2 separate regions of the Homo sapiens genome follow, and region 2 is linked to region 1. A link is an interaction called in ENCODE POLR2A ChIA-PET data of the cell type or tissue named here. Cell type or tissue: Panc1. All regions are shown on one strand. Each heading gives the region's core, and the rest is flanking DNA. Links, peaks and the distances in the headings are about the cores only.

Region 1 (4,399 bases), core at 80-4,079:
GAGTTAACCAGAAAGCAGCATTCCAGTGAGAAAGAACAGCAGAGACAAAGGCCTTGAGGCATGAGAGAGAGTTGGCTGTGTTCATGGAATTCAGTCTTGTTGCACATAGATCAAGGCAGGTAAGGGTAAGCCAGAGAGATAGCAGGAGCTGGAAGTGAAGGGCCCCAGAGCTGAGATGAGGAGTTTGGCCCATATCTTGAAGACGTGGCAGAGCCATCAAAGTGTTTTAAGCAGGGGAATTGTGTAATCATACATACACTTTAGAGAGATCACTCAGACAGCAGCACGGAAGGGAAGCTGGAGAAAGTGAAAGCAGAAGTGGTAAGACAGTGAGGGGACATGAGAGGGACCTGCACCAGGCTCTGGCAGGGGTCAAAGAGAAGTGCTATCATAAAAGTAAAATCCACCGCACTTGGAGGTTAATTGGATGTAGGCAAGAGGGAGAACAAGAAACTTCCCGGAATTAGCACCCAGAAAGGGCCTCTAGACCACACCCTCTGGCCTCAACTCCACAGCCACAGTGCTGGTGGTGATGGAGGGTGAATACTCATAAGACCCCCAGTTTCATCAGCGTTTCAGTGGTCCTTCAGGCAACAAGAGAAGCAGGGGGAAAGGGAGTCTATCTCTCACTTCCTCCAAGATTAGGAACATCAGCTTCTTCTAGATCCCCCAGACTCTTTTACCCCAGCCTCCCCCTGAAGTCTCTTGAACTCCCACTGTCCTCTAGTCTTGCCTGCCTTTAGTAGAGTATCACCATCTCACGCAGTTTCCTTTTGTCCTGAGCACTGTGAAAAGGACTTGGGCCCCGGAAGCAGACAGAACTGGAGTCACATCTTGTCTGTGCCACTTACTAGCTGTGTGATCTTAGGTAAGTCACATAACATCTCTGAACTTTATCTTCTTCATCTGCAAAATGGGAATCAGAATATTTGTCTTGCAGGGATGTTGTAAAGACAATAACTAATGTAATATATAAAGAGCCAAGCAGAATATATGAAAACTGACAAAACATAATACACATAATGTAGAAAGCTCCTAATTTTTAAAAAAGAGAAAGAAAAAGGGTTATCAGGCTATTTGGGAAATCGGCAGAGATCATAAAAAGACAAAAAAAAAAAAGAGAGAGAGGAGTAAGAGGAGAAAGAAAAGGAGGGAAAGAAGAAAATGAGAGAGGGAAAGGAGAAATATAATAGTGCATGAAGAAATGAAAAAATACTCACTAGCTAATGAAATAAAAGCAAATTAATGTGGGAGATGGATAACGATGATAGCCTGACAATGTGAATGTACTTAATAGCACTGAACTGAACACTTAAAAATGATTAAAATGGTAAATTTTATGTTATGTATATTTTACCACAATTTTTTTAAATAAAATAATGTTTAAAAGCAAATTAAAACAGGTACATTTCCACCTCTCAAACTGGCAAAAATAGAAGCATGGCAATATGCAATAGGAAAGTAAAAGCATTTTGTTTTGTTTCAGTTTTATTTTGTTGTTGTTGTTGTTGTTGTTTGAGATCAAGTCTCACTCTGTTGCCCAGACTGGAGTTCAGTGGCGCGATCTCGGCTCACTGCAACCTCCCCCTCCCAGGTTCAAGTGATCTTGTGCCTCAGCCTCCAGGGTAGCTGGGACTACAGGCATGAGCCAATATGCCCGGCTAATTTTTGTATTTTTAGTAGAGATGTGGTTTCACCATGTTGGCCAGGCTTGTCTCAAACTCCTGACCTCAGGTGATCCACCCACCTCGGCCTCCCAAAGTGCTGGGATTACAGGCGTGAGCCACCGCACCCAGCTGTGAAAGCTTTTTGTAAGGCAGTTAGCACCTAGAAATTCCAGGAAAGGAATCTGTTCTTGGGAAATATTGACTCAATACACACGCGCATACAGACCGCAGTTAGGGAATCAGTGAGCTGGTCACTGAAACATTAAAACAATGAAACAATCCTTAGAATTTGAAAGTTACAAATGCGGTAGATCTGCAGACTCTAGAATGAGAAGACAGCAAATTAATGACTTATCTGGGGAGGGAGTGAGATGGGTGTGGGGTGGGGGAGGGAAGGAAAGAGGGTCTTTCTGCTTCTACTCTGTACGCTTCTGTATTTCTGATTTTTTTTTTTTTTTTTTTAAATAACAAGTACAAGCCAGGCACAGTGGCTTACGCCTGTAATCCCAGCTCTTTGGGAGGCCGAGGTGGGCAGATCACCTGAGGTCAGGACTTGGAGACCAGGCTGGCCAATATGGCAAAACCCCGTCTCTACTAAAAATACAAAAATTAGCCAGACATGGTTTCAGGCGCCTGTAATCCCAGCTACTCGGAAGGCTAGTCAGGAGAATCGCTGGAACCCAGGAGGCAGAGGCTGCAGTGAGCCGAGATCTCGCCACTGCACTCCAGCCGGGGCCACAGAGCAAGACTCTGCCATCTCAAAAATACATACATACATATGTACATACATACATACATAAAATAACAAGCACATCTTTGATAATCTCTTAAATTTTAATGATTTTTTTAAAACTGGCTACTTCTTGAGCATGTATTATGTGGCCACTCCAATTGAGAGTGTGCCTTATACTTCAAAACATAACAATCTACTGATTCTTCCTAATGCCTGAAGAACTTCCCACAGCGTGGCTTGTTTGCCATTTTTCATGATCATAAATAATGCTGCAGGGAATAGGGCAGTGAAGAAAATGAATGTTGCAGAAAACCTCAGGATTACCATTCTTGTTAGTCCAACTCGTTCATTAGTAACAGTGGCCTCAAGAGCTGAGCCCCCATGCCTGGCCAGTCTTTCCAAGAGATGCAACATGCTAACAGCAACCCCTGCCCTGATCTGGCTGGCTGACTGCCGTGACCTCCACTTGGCCCCCGAGGCCCCATCAGCTATCGGAATACTGTCCTGGCATCTGGCAACTGGTCATTTTATGACCTGGGTAAAGGAAGTGTGGGGTGTTCTTTCCTTCTTCCTTCTTTCTTGCCAGAGATCTGTTGTTTCCTGGGTAGGAAGTTCCTTTTGCCACATGAATGGCGATCAATACGGGGCCTGGCCTCACAGACTAATCTTAGTGGCCTTAGCTGAGGAAGACTGTCTGCCCAGGTCCCCTCCCCCTGCAGACCATAGGGCGCCGTGGCCATGGGAGCGTCAAAGATCTGCTTTCCTTCTTGTGATGGCCCCTGTAGAACTTCCTCATGGGCCAGAATCCCGGCTTAAAAGGGAGCCTCTCTCCAAAAGTGCATGAACACGCTTATTCCAAGGAAAGGTCTTTCTCTACTAAGAAAAATACGCTTTACAGCCTCCCAGAAATGAGGACAGCAATAATATTATTTTTTCCAGTTGGTGCTTGTATACATATATATACCGTTTTATTAAAATACGTTTTGGGCTTGAGACTTTATAGTTTTCATAAAATAACTGCCATGAACACGCCAGTCACCCAGTATCTCCACATAACAGGAGCCACCCTGTGTGCAGCCCTTGATCAGGGAAGCTTAGCACAGGGAGGTTAAGTTACTTGGCCAAGGTTGTACATCTAGTAGGTGTTGGATTCAAACTCACAAAGTCTACCTTTAGAGTCCAAACTTTCACCCATTTCCCTGTACTGCCACCTCTCACTACCAGCTAGCATTTTCTTTAAGAAGGAGATGTATTACATATATGAGGAAGAAGATATATATATTACTATATCCTCTTTTATATATAATATATATTATATTATATATATAAATATATATATAATTATATATAGATATATATAATTATATATAGATATATATATTCTATATTCTATATATATATAATATATAATATATAAATTATATATAGAATATATATTATATATAATATATTATATATATTATATATAATATATATATTATATATATTATATATAATATATATATTATATATATTATATATAATTTATATATATTATATATAGAATATATATTATATATAGAATATAGAATATATATAATATATATAGAATACAGAATATATATAGAATATAGAATATATATAGAATATATATTCATATATAGAATATATACATATATAGAATATATATTCATATATATGAATATATATTCTATATAGAATTTGAAATATATTCTACATAGAATATATATAATATATTAATATAATATATAGACAGTATATAATATAATATACAGACAGTATATAATATACAGACAGTATATAATATATAATATTATATATAATATTATATATAATATTATATAATATATTATATTATATATATTATATAATATATTATATTATATATAATATATGTAATATTATATATTATATTATACATAATATATTATATATAATATATTATATATAATATTATATATATTATATATAATATATATAATAATAATATTATAATATA
Region 2 (4,399 bases), core at 290-4,289, 260 kb after region 1:
ATCTATAAAAGACTATTTCAGCGTTAATTGACCATTAAGGAAATACATACTAGGCTGCATGTGGTAGCTCACGCCTGTAATCCCCACACTTTGGGAGGCTGAGGCAGACAGATAGCCTGAGCTCAGGAGTTCGAGACCAGCCTGGGTAACTTGGCAAAACCCTGTCTCTACAAAAAAAAAAAAAAAAACAAAAACCAAAAAAAACATTAGCCAGGAGTGGTAACGTGTGCCTGTAATCGCAGCTACTCAGGAAGCTGAGGTGGGAGGATTGCTTGAGCCCAGGCTGTTGAGGCTGCAGTAAGCCAAGATTACCCCACTGTACTCCAGCCTGGGTGACAGAGTAAGACCCTGTCTCAAAAAAAAAATTTTTTTTGAACAATAAAGAAATACATACTAAACATTTACACAGTTATTTTGGGAATTGCAGAGGGGATATTTGTCTTCTTTCCCATCCCCCTTTCTCTCTCTCTCTCTGTGTGTGTGTGTGTGTGTGTGTGTGTGTGTATGTGTGTGTGTGTGTATGTATGTTTAAGATGGTTAGAAATCATGAAACTCCACCGGGCACAGTGGCTCCCTCCTGTAATCCCAGCACTTTGGGAGGCCGAGGCGGGAGGATCACTTGAGGTCATGATTTCAAGACTAGCTTGGCCACCATGGTGAAACCCCGTCTCTACTAAAAATACAAAAAATTAGCTGGGTGTGGTAGCACACACCTATAATCCCAGCTACTCGGGAGGCTGAGGCGGGAGAATTGCTTGGACCCGGGAGGCAGAGGCTGCAGTGAGCCAAGACTGGGCAAAAAAGCGAGACTTTGTTTCAAAAAAAAAAAAAAAAGAAATCATGACATTCCATACTTTTTCCTTTACTTCCCAAATTACTTTCCAATAATAGCATGGTGGAAAGATTAACAAAGGGGGCTTATGATATGGTTGACAGAAGTTGGGAGGCTTTTGGGGTCCTACCTAAGCCATCCTAGAGACCTGGGTATTGCAAGGCACTAAATCTTAGATAAATATCTTAGACCTCATTAAAGTGAATGGGGCTATTATATGTAGGAATGTCCATAGAGAATGTGTGGAGAAAGCAGAAAGGTGTAAGTTTGAGAGATGGCAACTGTGATTAAGGAACAGATGGATCTCATTGATAATGAGGAAGAAAAATGAAGTAGGAATGAGTGGTATGAAAAGCAGATCAATTTACAAGTCCAGATTTGTTGGCAGTAGTGCTTTCTGATGTTTGGGACTACACTCCCCTCTGTAAATTCCAAAAAAGGATATGTCAGGGTCATTAAACTCAGCCGGATTTGCAAGACATACCTTCTAGAGGTGGTTGGGTGTTAGTCCCTGAGATTCTTATCAAGGACCCTGCGGGAGTGTCCTCTAGCCCTCTGAGCTAGGTGGAACCATCCCGCCCACCCAACAGGTGAGGAGCACAAGCTCAGGGCAGTTGTTGACCTGCCCAAGGGCAAACAATTAGGAGTGATGGAAACAGGACTAGGGTCCAGCTGCACTCTACAGTGGTAAAGCTTCATCTTCTACCACTCAGGGAAGTACACAGCCAGCAGTGCTCCGGAGATGATGCACATCTTTTTGCTATGTTTTTATTTTATTTTATTTTATTTTATTTTTTGTTTATTTAAAAAAAAATAGAGACAGGGTCTCACTATGTTGCCCAGGCTGGTCTCGAATGCCTGGGCTCAAGTGATCCTTCCACCTCGACCTCCCAAAGTGCTGGGATTACAGGCATGAGCCACTGAGCCCAGCTGAGATGATGCACCTTGAAATACTTCTTTATCTAAAACCTAACACCTGACTCATAATAAGCGATTCACTTGTTGATTGTTGACAACATGAATATTTAAACATCAATATTAAAAAATAGCCCCATAAGCACCTTTAGTGTTCCAGGGCACTATATCACGCTGTTCTAACTCTTCCTACACTGAATTCTTGTGCATCTGATATTATCACCTCGATTTTATCCTTGAGGAAGCCAAGACTTTGACAGTAAACCAGAGGCCCAGAGTCACCTCCCCAGAAGGTGATAGAGCCAGCATTCCAGCTGTGGGGGATTCTGGTTCCACTGGGCTGCAATTTCCCTCCACTGAAAATTGAGAGCCAAATTGACGTGACAATGCATGAAAATGCCATTTGGGGCAAGATTCAAAGAAATGGTGTGTAGAAGTAAAAGATGAGTAACATCCCTCAGCATATATTCTTTTCAGTGGCATTTCTTTTCTTTTCTTTCTTTCTTTTTTTTTTTTTTTTTTTTTGAGATGGAGTTTCGCTCTTGTTGCCCAGGCTGGAGTGCAATGGCACGATCTCGGCTCACTGCAACCTCCGTCTCCTGGGTTCAAGCGATTCTCCTGCCTCAGCCTCCTGAGTAGCTGGGACTACAGGCGCCTGCCACCACGCCTGGCTAATTTTTTTGTATTTTTAGTAGAGACGAGATTTCACTGTGTTAGCCAGGATGGTCTTGATGTTCTGACCTCAGGTGATCTGCCTGCGTCGGCCTCCCAAAGTGCTGGGATCATAGGTGTGAGCCACTGTGCCTGGCTTCAGTGGCATTTCTATCCCTTTCACTTAGGAGGCATTTTTAGTACCTGACGTAGAATCAGAGCCTTAATAGCTGGTTGATTTACAGTCTCAGAGGTGGTGTTAATTGCTATCTTAATCTTTCTTTGCTTTTCTGCACTGTGCAGCTCTATTGATTCTGTTTTTCCCAATCTCCAAATTCCCTTGTGTTTTTCTTATGATATTTTGAGGTGGTACACTTGGTTCCTTAAATATCATAGGTGAGATGTTAACAGTTCTAGGTGGAGATACACGGGCAATCAATCTATTCACCCAACTTCTCTGTATGTTTGGAAAAGTTCGGAATTAAAAACCCAGGATAAATAAACTAAGGCCTATTTCTTCAGCCACATTCAAAGTCCCTGTAGTCTCACATCTGGAAACCCTGCAGTCTGCCTAGGCCGTGTCCTCCACCTCAGGCCAAGGTTGCAGCAGGTCCTTATTCTCTTGTCCATGATGAAGCTTTTCGTGGGGGGTCCGGGTAGCAAAATACTCTCACCCTGTCCTCACTCTGTGGAATCTTCCATACAACCCGAACTAGGGATTGCTTGTGTGTCCCCCTCCCACCTGTCACTCTTTCCCCACCCCTCCCCACGTGATGCTGTGGGAACCCAAACCCCAGCACCTCCTAGATGAGGGCAGTGGTAGGGCGCTAGGTGGAGATGGGGAGAGGAGGAAAGACAGGGAGGGGACTCCTGGCTCTTGGGGTCCAAGGGGATTCCAGAGAAAGTGAGGGAGGGGAGCCCCAGTCCCAGAGATTGAGGAGGACAGGATCTTGGTGGTCCCAGCTGGGCCAGGGGCCCCAGGACCCTAGCATTAAGGTGTAGCCCCTGTGCCACTTGTGGATGAAGCTGCCCTTGGGGATCCACTCACTGGCAGACGTGGTGGTGTCTGGGTGTTAAATCTATACACCATATGTAATAATGGTGGGCATCTGTTTGGTGCCTTAGTTTGTTGCCTCGCTCATACTCCTGACCAGCCCCACATCCTCGTGCATGTGTGGGTGTAACTTTACATTGGATATACAGATGCGACTGGACTTTAAATGGGCTTACATCTGGATAAACCCATCGTAAAGTCAAAAAAATATTAAGTTGGACCATCATAGGTTAGGGACTGTCTGTAGTTTTTACTTATTAATTATGTTATTGACTTAAACTATGTTCTGGGTGGGATGCATAGAGGAGAGTTACCATGGGAGGGTAAGAGTATAGTAGGAGTATTAGAGTGCATGAGCTGAAAACACTTTGCTTTCTACTTTACAACATAAGCTTTTTTTGTTATAAAATCCTTGTTAGGGAGAGTGAGACGCTGGTGCTGAAGCTTTGGAGTGGAAAATGGGTCATCTTCACAAGGGTGTTCCCAGATGATGCAAAGGAGAGTTAATGCAGGAAGGGGCTGGGATGGGGAGAGTCTGTGGAGTCTGAGACAGCCCTTTAATAAGCAGTTCCTTGGACCTTGCATGGAAAGAGAGGAGAGGAACTTGTGTGGAAAGAAAGAAGCCCAAGGCTTGAGGGATGGAGAATATTCTACTAACAGGCCACCCCTTGTCCCTCCAGGTGGCAGTGTGTCTAGGGGGGTCTGGAACTTGGGTTTTGACCAGGGTTTGCAGAGCACTGAATCCCAGCCGCGTCATGAGTTGGCTGTGTCCCTATGCCCCAGGGCCCCCCTCAGGGAGAATGGGGATAATGATAGTCATAATGATAAATGGGGACAGATAATGCTTTGAGAAGCACTGAAGTAACATTTTGTCTGAATGGACTGTGTTTTAAAATCAGGAGTTGTTCGAGGCTGAAATGAAATATCAGCATCATAGAATCTCCAGG

The links. ChIA-PET counts read pairs that join two places held together with the same protein. Peaks named below come from ENCODE experiments on the same cell type or tissue, not always from the same donor. Only the 100,000 strongest peaks of a DNase experiment are listed, where the experiment ranks them.
Region 2: POLR2A ChIA-PET joins it to region 1 with 8 read pairs; 3 of 35 experiments call an interaction of 5 or more read pairs at or near these places.

The regions. Positions count from the first base shown.
Region 1 is chr2:84,888,703-84,893,101 of GRCh38, forward strand. It overlaps LOC105374837 (a long non-coding RNA gene), which reads left to right and starts at 268. Exons shown (of 3, transcript XR_940309.3): 1 at 268-321; 2 at 784-868. RefSeq lists enhancers at 88-157, 168-267. In Panc1, for the core only: no CTCF peak of the experiment used is centred there; no DNase peak of the experiment used is centred there; H3K4me3 peaks cover 596 bases; H3K27ac peaks cover 812 bases.
Region 2 is chr2:85,144,247-85,148,645 of GRCh38, forward strand. The region is part of intron 3 of TCF7L1 (transcription factor 7 like 1); the gene reads left to right. Among named protein-coding and RNA genes, the nearest start is that of TCF7L1, 13 kb to the left of the region's middle. In Panc1, for the core only: a CTCF peak has its summit at 4,075; no DNase peak of the experiment used is centred there.